Regions from separate parts of the Homo sapiens genome. Here regions 1 and 3 are each linked to region 2. The links are chromatin contacts, found by Hi-C or POLR2A ChIA-PET in ENCODE. All regions are on one chromosome and are shown on one strand. Each heading gives the region's core, a stretch centred on a gene start or an enhancer-like site at or near the end of the contact. The rest is flanking DNA. Distances are from core to core; before and after follow the strand shown.

Region 1 (3,127 bases), core at 107-2,606, 580 kb before region 2:
AAAGGGATTCCGAGACGAAAAAGTTTGAGAACCTCTGATCTGCGGTATCACTTTTTAATGGCTGAATTAGTGCATTGATCGGAAGTTTCCTAATTCACTTAACTAGTATATAATGCCAAGAATAAGATTCTTATACTTAAATTTGGGTATACCCTTAATTATTTCTCTAGGATAATTTTCAAGGATGATTTTTAAAACCCATATTTATTGTACAAAAGTGGGCTAACATCAGTAATGCAATCCACCCCCAGCCAATCAGCTGTTTTCATTCTGTTTCCTTCCAATCAACAAAGGTGGGTGGTAGGCATTTACGATTTACCAGCATAAGGGTTTGACACTAGGTCATCATTTCCAAGGGAAGGTGCCCCGCGGACGGTCTGGTCTAGCGGGCTCTAACTTAATCACCCTGGAATCTTCTTTAAAAAGCAAATTCCGGCCGGGCACTATGGTTCACACCTGTCATCCCAACGATTTAGGAGACCGCGGTGGGAGGATCGCTTGAGCCCCGAAATTTGAAACCAGCTTGGGCAACATAGCAAGACCTCCATATCTACAAAAAAATAAAATATTAGCCAGGCGTGGTGGTGCGCGCCCGTAGCCCCAGCTACTCGGGAGGCTGAGGCGGGAGGATTGCTTGAGCCTAGGAGGTGGAGGCTGCAGCGAGCCTGATGTTGTCACTGCCCTCCAGCCTGGTGAGAGTGAGACCTTGTCTCAAAAGAAAAAAAAAAAAAAGCAACCCAGAGTTGTGGGAAAGAACTGAGTGTCATTCTCAATGTTTTTAACCTACGTGCTAACCGCGCACCTTCTACCTAGGCTGCGCGACCTCCGCGCCCGGATCCATGGCGCCCCCTCTTCTCGACTCCCGATGCAGAGCTCCGATGCAGAGCTCAGCGCCAGCCACTCACAAGGAGCCTGGCAAGTTTTATCGAATTGGTGAACGAAGTTCGAAAGCTCTACCCTTGGAGATCCTTATTCAGTAGGTCTGAGGTAGACCTAGGAAACGCGCATTTTATATAAATCCTACCTCTGACGGCAAACGACAAGGGGTTCACGTGCCAGCTCTCCTCGGCGACGCGCTAGGCTACTCAGCGCCCCGAGCCTCGGCCTCGCATCGCTAGAACCCGGCCATGGCCGCTTCCTTACAGGGCAGCTGTGAGGAGTCCTGAGGAATTTTAGTACACGGCATATCCTCAGCGTAGTGGCTAGCACATCACAAGGCTTTAATCTTAACACTGTTGATCTTAACACTGCAACTGAGGGGGCCCGGAGAATGGGCCTGACAGGAGGGTCTGTCGGAACCTGAGGGACTGGGGATCCCGGTGCGGAGAAGCGCGAAGGGAAATCGCGTTGAGCAGCTGGGGTGGGTGCGCCTGGGGGCGTGGCCTGCGGGCCGGCGGGCGGGCGGGAGCCTGCGGTGGAGGCGTGGCACGAGGGAGGGGCGAAACCGGGTGGCGCGGAGGGGGCGTGGCGTTGGGAGGGGCGGGGGGAGTGGGCGGGGCCGAGATGGGGGCGTGCGCGCTGACAGGAGCGCCGGGGGAGTGAGAGACGCCTCCTGGCGGGAGCTGGCGGCTGTGGACCCCAGCGGGGGCGGAGGGGAAGAGGGGAGCAGGGGCGGGGAGCAAGGAGCCGGGAGGAGGGCGGCGGGCGGGCCTGTCTCTTTAAGGTGCCCGAGGCTCGCGGGCGCTGCGCTGAGGGGACGGCGGGAGGCGCGGCCTGGCCTCGCACTCAAAGCCGCCGCAGCGCGCCCCGGGCTCGGCCGACCCGGCGGGGATCTAGGGGTGGGCGACTTCGCGGGACCGTGGCGCATGGTGAGTGGGAGCGGCTGGGGGGTTGTGCAGCCTCTTGGCCTCTTGGTTGGGAAGGGGCCGGGCGCCGAGCTCGGCCCTCTAGAGGCCCGGGGCCGCGGCGAGCTTCGCGGGGGCCGGGAGAAGCCTGGGCCCGGCTGCGCGGAGGACAAAGTGGGGGTGCTGGGCGCGGGCGCACAGGCCGGACGCCGGGAGCCAGCAGCATCTCTGCGCCGCTTTGGTCCAGACCATCTCTGGGCCGGCCCGCGTCCTCCGCAGCCCGCGTCGGCCGAGCCGGGGTGGGGGTGGTTCCGGGTGCCCGGTCCCCCACACCGCTACCGGCCTCTGCCTCGCGGGGCGTCCGGCGCCTTCGGGGCCCTGGCACCGCTCTACAGAGGCTCGGCTCTGCCCTGGTCGCTGTCAGTGCCATCTCCCTTAACGAGAAACTTGGGCGTGATGTATGCGAAACAATTTTGATGCATGATGGTTTCTAACTCCTTAGGAAAAGATAAGTCCTTTAATTCTATTACCTGATTTCGACATGGTCGTAGTTACTTGAATACTTTTTCCAGTGAAATTTGGGGAGTAAGATGAATTTGTGGAACATTTCATAAGACAACCGTAAAAGATGGGAAAGGGGGGAAATCCCAGTTTTCATGGTTGTAGGATGAAAACTAGTTCCACGACAGTTAGTCTCCAAATAACCTTATTTGGCCTCCGCAAATATGTACTGGTTGCTCCAGAAATCATCCTACTTGGTATGCGGCGTTAGATACATTAGAAAATTAGTTACTAACGGTCTTTAGGGAATGCTTTGTGAGCCTCAGTAACGATCACCAGGGTTTTCTCTTTCAAAATTGACTCATACCAGGTCCAAAGCCCTTTATTCTTTTCACCCTTTTATTATTTTTCCTTTAATGTACTTTGTAACACTTAGAATAAAAGTTTAGAGTAATCATAAATGCCCCCATAAACTCACTATTTATCCCTCTTACGTCAGTAGTCATTTATTTTAATTTATTATGTTTGATAGGGAGGTGTTTTAACCTGAAGAAATGATATCTTCCCGTATTTAAAGTTTAATAACTGTATACTGTTTGGCCCCTGTCAGACTGTGTTTGTGCTAGTCTTTTTTCCTTCTTCTTTTTGAACTGTAGTATCTTCTTAATAACTTTGAAGAATGTGTGGTACTAATAGAATTAAAAGAATATCTTGGCCGGGCGCGGTAGCTCACCCCTGTAATCCCACACTTTGGGAGGCCGAGGCGGGTGGATCACCTGAGGTCAGGAGATCGAGACCAGCCTGGCCAATATGGTGAAACCCCGTCTCTACTAAAAATACAA
Region 2 (3,070 bases), core at 429-2,928:
ATTGTGAAGAGCAAAAGAACAAAGCTTCCACAATGTGGAAAAGGACCCAAGCAGGCTGCCCCTGCAGGCTGGGGTGGCCAGTTTTTATTGGCTTATTTGTCCCTGCCCATGCCCTGCTGATTGGTCCATTTTACAGAGTGCTGATTGGTCCATTTTACAAACCTCTAGCTACCTACAGAGTGCTGATAGGTGCGTTTTTACAGAGCACTGATTGGTGCATTTTACAAAACTCTAGCTAGCTACAGAGTGCTGATTGGTGCATTTTACAATCCTCTTGTAAGAAAAGTTCTCCAAGTCCCCACCCAACCCAGAAATCCAGCTGGCTTCACCTCTCACTCCCAGGAATTTCAGGGCTGAAAACACATTCCTCGTGGGTGGCACAATCTTCTGTGAATGCCAGGCTAGCAATTCCAGCAGGCTGTTCCTGGATGGACCCTAATACCTGGATCGCACATGAAAACTTGGATTTGGTGCCTACTTCTAGACTGCTGTTTCGTCTCGTTTATTTTCTAGACAAACTGTGCTGCTCCATGGCAGTAGCATCAATATGTCTTTTGTTTCGTGGCGCTACCTAGGGATTTAAATTCAAACCGTATCACAAAATACAATAAAGGTTTATTTACAGCACATTGGTTTCATTTGACGTTCCTGTACCGGACTACCCTGGCAATCGGCTAAAGTTTTGTCAGCAAGTTTGCTGCTGGGATTTTTCTTATTTGGTTCAGTTTACTACAGCCTATCGTAAGTGATGCAGATGGAGTTAGTTTCTAACATGTGAACGTGAGAACTGTTTTGGTTTGGGTCCATCATTAAAACTGAAGAAGATTATTTGGGTTCGATGGTGTAGATTTTTGACTTTTATTTCTAGTTTCTGTGTGCTTTGTCATATTTCCCCTTGCTTCCTAGACGAGGTGTGTTTCCTTATCTGATTTTGCATCACTGGAGAGAACTCAGGAAGCAGGAGAGGCTGAATTGGATACCACGGGGAATGCAGCCCTGCCAACAGAGGACTGGATAGAATTAGAGCAAACGGACACATCCCCCCACGCCTGTTCTCCACAGGGCAGATTTTATTAATATATTTCTAACATTGGGGCCTCGTTTCAGTCTTCAAGTTTTTTCTTTTTTAGCGCAAACTAGACGCGCTCTGAGAGCCAAAATTAGCGTCCGCGAACCCCACCCCATTGCCTCCAACAGACCTAGCTCTCCTTTCCACCCTCAAACAGCCGTTACTACAGTTCCCAGCAAGCACCGCGCAGGGCCGCAAAGGGCCAGGCCCTCGGCGAAGGCCCCGCCCCGCAGGGGGCATGCCGGGAGTTGTAGTGAGTGGGCGCTTCCCTACTACTACTTGTCCCTTCCACTGGGCATTCCCACTTGGAAGAGTGTGATGCGCTGCCAGAGCAGTTTCTCTAGTTCCGTACTCGGAGCTCAAGGTGACAGAGGACTGCGCTTCCAGCCCTGCGCTGCGCATCGCGTCGGTCCCGCGGACCTTTGCCCCGCCTCCTTCCACACCCGTTCCCTTGACAGCTGGGCTGCGCTCCGGGCCGCGGCAAGCCGCGAGCGCGCAGGCGCAGCAGCCCCGCGCCGCGCTAGGCCGGCCTGGAGGGCGGGACAAGCGCTAGAAGCTCCCGGCCGGGGGCGCGCACGTAGGCACGCAGAGGCCGTCACGTGGGTCGCCGAGGCTCGCAAGTGCGCGTGGCCGTGGCGGCTGGTGTGGGGTTGAGTCAGTTGTGGGACCCGGAGCTGCTGACCCAGCGGGTGGCCCACCGAACCGGTGACACAGCGGCAGGCGTTAGGGCTCGGGAGCCGCGAGCCTGGCCTCGTCCTAGAGCTCGGCCGAGCCGTCGCCGCCGTCGTCCCCCGCCCCCAGTCAGCAAACCGCCGCCGCGGGCGCGCCCCCGCTCTGCGCTGTCTCTCCGATGGCGTCCGCCTCAGGGGCCATGGCGAAGCACGAGCAGATCCTGGTCCTCGATCCGCCCACAGACCTCAAATTCAAAGGTAGGCAGAACGGGGACACCCCCGGGTGGGGTGGGGCGCGCGGACCGCTGGCTGTCGGCGGGGGGGCGCGGAGGGCACGTCCGCGGCCCTGGCCCGAGGGAGCGCCCCCTCCCCCACGCCCCGGCGCCTTCCCTTTCCCGGCTGCTTTCTTGCCGCCACCTCGGCCGGCCTGCCCCTTGCTCCGGCCCGCTTCATCCCCTCCCGCCCGCCCTCGCTGCGGTGCGCGCGCCGGCCGGGGCGAGGCGGAGGGGAGCCCGGCCCTGGCGCCGCCGCCGCCGCCATCTTGCGGTCCCGCGGGGGCGCCTCCTGGGCGTCCGGTCCCGCCCGCGCCGCGGTCCGCCTGGGCCCGCGTCCTTGGCCCCAGAGGCCGACGGCGTGCTTCGGCGGGGCGTGGGCGGCTGGGCACCCGAGGGCGTGCGCTCTGGGCTGCGGCGGGGAGTGGGCTCTGGAGGTGGCGCAAGCTGCGTCTGTCGCCCGCTCCCGGCTGTCAGCGGCGCGGGGAGGCTAGGGCACGGCGCGGGACCCCTTGGGAGTGAGAGCCGCCCCCCGACCCCTGCCCCGGCCCGGGGAGAGCTCGCTGCAGCCGGCCCTCGGGTTCCGCGGAGGGCGTCGCTTGTCACCTTTCCGCCAGGTTTAGAACTCGGCCGTCAGGTGTAGGACGCGCCGGGGAGGTGGAGAGTCCTTGGAGGTGCCTGGCGAGGGCTGCCCGGTGCTGTTGGCACGGACCCAGGTGCGTGCGGGCAGGAGCGATGCGTCAGCCGCAAACGGAGAGTTGTAGGTTCATAGTAGCGGGGCTTCCTGCCTTCTACGACATTTCAGTGTGCCACCCGCGTGCTTTTATTTAGCCCTTTAGTTGAGCTCCTCTGCTGAGAAACCTTCAGTGCGTGTGACTTTTTTGCTTTTACGTTTGCGGTTTCCGACAGATCCTGAGAAGGCTGATAAGGTGTCACCCAGCTCTGGAACTTTGTAGGTTTTTGTAGTACTGCCTGTGATAAGTTTTTTAGTCTGACTTGGTGATCCTGGAAGAATCCCAGGGGCTTTTGGTCGGTTTCCTTGTCAATATGTAGTGTAC
Region 3 (3,013 bases), core at 493-2,992, 850 kb before region 2:
AGCCAGGATGGTCTCGATCTCCTGACCTCGTGATCCACCCGCCTCGGCCTCCCAAAGTGCTGGGATTACAGGCCTGAGCCACCGCGCCCAGCCAGTACTGTCCATTTTTAAAAGGTGATGCTTACTGAAATGATATCTCCTTCTGGTGTTCCCATAGACAATAAATAAACTCTTCTAGGCCTTGTACTTCCCCCAGCACTTCCATAGGCATCTGCTGGATGGTCCCTCACTGGGCATCAGCACCACACAGAAGGGAGGTGGTCTCCATAGTAATTAATGTGAATGAGGAGAGTCAGCACACCAGTGGTCTAGCCAGGCTAAAATTTCTTAAAAGGAAATGGCGAACTGATTTTCTTTGTAAAAATTCAGGCCCTGCTCTTTTTCTTTCTTTCTTTCTTTCTTTTTTTTTTTTTTTTTTTTTTTTTTGTGGCCTGGCCAACTGTCCCTCCCTAGGCAAAAGTGGACTTGGATTTCTTTTGTTTCAGCAATCATTATCTGCTACCTTTACTCTAAAAATGCACTTTCCACCTGTCCCCATCTTCTACTTAAGCCTAAGGGATTACAAAAGGACTCATGTTTACCACTATATGTTGAATCAAGGAGTATCAACAAATTGGAAATTAGCCTAATCCCTTAAACTTCATATAATCTGTTTCCTTCATTTTGCTCCCATCTCCAAATATTTCATTCAGTACCAAAGTCCCCAAGAGAAAATGGATTCCTTCCTAGCTGGACCTGGGGCATCTGGCCAGATCCCCATCATGTTTCACCCCAAGCTACCCCTTAATCCCAGATGGAGCTTTAGACTCCTTTGAGAGAGATGAGGCCTGTCAAGAACTGTAAAAGCTCTGGAACTTTCTCCAACTTACACTGTTAACTGTTTCATTGATGCTGGCAGAAGACATAAGACTCTTGGGTCAGAGACAAAGGATTTTATTACTAACAGCACAGCACAGCAAACAACATGAGCATATTTGCACTAGTTCCCTTCCCCATACACAACACAGGGATGACATGATAGTCCTAGATGATACCTGCGCATGCAGTGGGTTGCATTACAGGAGAGGAACCCAGGGCTAAGGGCCCAGCCCTTGAGCAAGCAGCAAATAAGCCAGTCTTTCTCCACTTTGACCTGCTTAATTGCCTGTGTGACTAACCAGAGAAACCATTCAGTATCAGGAGACAGATCAGTCTTAAAATCCAGTACACTCGGCTGGACGCAGTGGCTCACACCTGTAATGCCAGCACTTTGGGAGGCCAACGAGGGCGGATCACCTGAGGTCAGGGTTTCAAAACTAGCCTGGCCAACATGTCTCCACTAAAAATACAAAAATTAGTCAGGCGTGGTGGTGGATGCCTGTAATCCCAGCTACTCGGGAGGCTGAGGCAAGAGAATAGCTTGAACCCAGAAAACGGAGGTTGCAGTGAGTTGAGATCACGCCACTGCACTCCAGCCTGAGCGACAGAGTGAGTGAGACTCCGTCTCAAAAAAAAAAAAAAAAAAAAATCCAGCACACTCAGCAAGAACAGGCAGGGACCTTCAGGGTCCATGGTGGGCTGCCTTTCCCAATAGGACCCACATACTTCTCATTATTCTGATCTTTCCTTCAGAATTACCTAGTCCAAGGGAGTACAACACTGAGAGCTAGTGGCCCTGGCTAGCTGTTAAAGACTGCGAGAAAAGTACTACTAGTTGCTGAAGGAAAACGGATTGTGGGATGTAAATTTGTCTCCTTATATTTAAACAAAAACACTCAAAACCCTCTTCCCCAACCCTTCTACTGTTTCAGTTCCTACTGGTCTGTTCTGTAAGTTCTCAGTTCCTGTTAGATTGTAATACTGAAAAAGAAACCCTGTCTACCCTCTAAGTTGGATGGAGAATTCAACATAAATAAGAAAGATATATCTACTAAGCAACTGAAACTTAATATGTCCAAAACCAAACTTCTGGACTTCTTCACACACCATGCTGTCTTCTCCCATACCTTCCCCTCCATAGAGAAGGTAACCATCATCCTTCCAGGCGCTCCTGCCAGCAGTCTCGGAATCAGGCTTGATTCCTCTTTTTCTCTCCCATTTCATGGCTTGCTCAACCTCCCAGGCTATCCAGAACCTGAGTGGCTCCCTTCCTCCATGATGAAGCCACCATCACTTCTTGCCTGGATTGTTGCAGTAGCCTCCAAACTGTTTTTCTGCTTCAGTCTTTACTTTCTCACACCATTCTCAATTCAGCAGCCACAGGGTCCTTTCCAAATGGAAAACCACATCATATCTCTTCCTACTCAAAACCTCCCATTGACTCCTAACTCATTCAGAATAGAAGGCCAGCCAGGTGTGGTGGTGAACACTTGTAGTCCCAGCTACTCAAGAGGCTGAGGGGAGGACAGCTTTAGCCAAAGAAAGAAGAAGGAGGAGGAGGAGGAGGAGGAGGAAGAAGAGAAGAAAGCTAACTCCTTGTAGTGACGTGCAAGGTCCTACATCTCTTTGATCTGATTACTGTCCTCTCACGGCCTCCCCATGCCCCACCCCCCAATACCTGGAACACAAATGCCCATGCCTGGCCCTTGGCATATGCACAACCCCTCCCTCCGCCCGGATGCCCCCTCCACCAGCTGTCCACGGGGCTTATTCCTGCTGCTTCTTCAGGGCTCCCCTACCCCAGCATTCCCCATTGCTTTATTTGTTTGTTTGTTTTGAGACAGAGTCTCACTCTGTCGCCCAGGCTGGAGTACAATGATGCAATCTTGGCTCACTACAACCTCCACCTCCCGGGTTCAAGCGATTCTCCCACCTCAGGCTTCTTAGTAGCTGGGATTACAAGCGCCCACCACCGTGCCTGGCTAATTTTTGTATTTTTAGTAGAGATGGGGTTTCGCCATGTTGCCCAGGCTGGTCTCGAACTCCTGAGCTCAAGTAATCTTCCCACCTAGGCCTCCCAAAGTGCTGGGATTACAGGCGTGAGCCACCATGCCCAGCCCCCTGTGTTATTTTTATCCATAGCACTTATCACTAT

What was found. Hi-C counts contacts between places; a loop is a spot of excess contacts on that map. ChIA-PET counts read pairs that join two places held with the same protein, here RNA polymerase II (POLR2A). Pooled maps may share reads with other maps.
Region 1: a map of CD8-positive, alpha-beta T cell shows a loop between it and region 2 (21-fold over the local background). The contact joins the promoter of TWSG1-DT here to the promoter of VAPA in region 2. A Hi-C loop is called at or near these places in 9 of 168 maps with a recorded cell type or tissue (CD4-positive, alpha-beta T cell, CD4-positive, alpha-beta memory T cell, CD8-positive, alpha-beta T cell and 5 more), 22 of 37 single-sample maps with no recorded cell type and 22 of 50 pooled maps. POLR2A ChIA-PET finds 5 or more read pairs at or near these places in 6 of 52 experiments (CD4-positive, alpha-beta T cell, WTC11, activated B cell and 3 more).
Region 3: a loop to region 2 is called in a map with no recorded cell type, with 5 times the contacts of the local background. The contact joins the enhancer-like site here to the promoter of VAPA in region 2. A Hi-C loop is called at or near these places in 8 of 37 single-sample maps with no recorded cell type and 6 of 50 pooled maps. POLR2A ChIA-PET finds 5 or more read pairs at or near these places in 2 of 52 experiments (GM12878 and activated T-cell).

What each region holds. Positions count from the first base shown.
Region 1 is chr18:9,333,113-9,336,239 of GRCh38, forward strand. It overlaps TWSG1-DT (TWSG1 divergent transcript), which reads right to left and starts at 1,357. Exons shown (of 3, transcript NR_183523.1): 1 at 1,025-1,357. It overlaps TWSG1 (twisted gastrulation BMP signaling modulator 1), which reads left to right and starts at 1,661. Exons shown (of 5, transcript NM_020648.6): 1 at 1,661-1,808. RefSeq lists a silencer at 1,362-2,151 and enhancers at 1,949-2,449, 2,212-2,261.
Region 2 is chr18:9,912,338-9,915,407 of GRCh38, forward strand. VAPA (VAMP associated protein A) reads left to right here and starts at 1,679. Exons shown (of 6, transcript NM_194434.3): 1 at 1,679-1,998. The coding sequence starts at 1,920. It overlaps LOC124904245 (a long non-coding RNA gene), which reads right to left and starts at 1,611. Exons shown (of 2, transcript XR_007066284.1): 1 at 1,375-1,611; 2 at 596-996. RefSeq lists silencers at 1,614-1,663, 1,874-2,663 and an enhancer at 2,181-2,798.
Region 3 is chr18:9,060,514-9,063,526 of GRCh38, forward strand. It overlaps LOC124904243 (a long non-coding RNA gene), which reads right to left. Exons shown (of 2, transcript XR_007066278.1): 2 at 918-2,245. Among named protein-coding and RNA genes, the nearest start is that of NDUFV2, 41 kb to the right of the region's middle. Within about 2 kb of position 1,743, at least 5 of the 41 ENCODE cell types and tissues checked have a DNase peak (open chromatin) inside an H3K27ac peak, as active enhancers do; they include GM12878, where a contact is called at or near this core.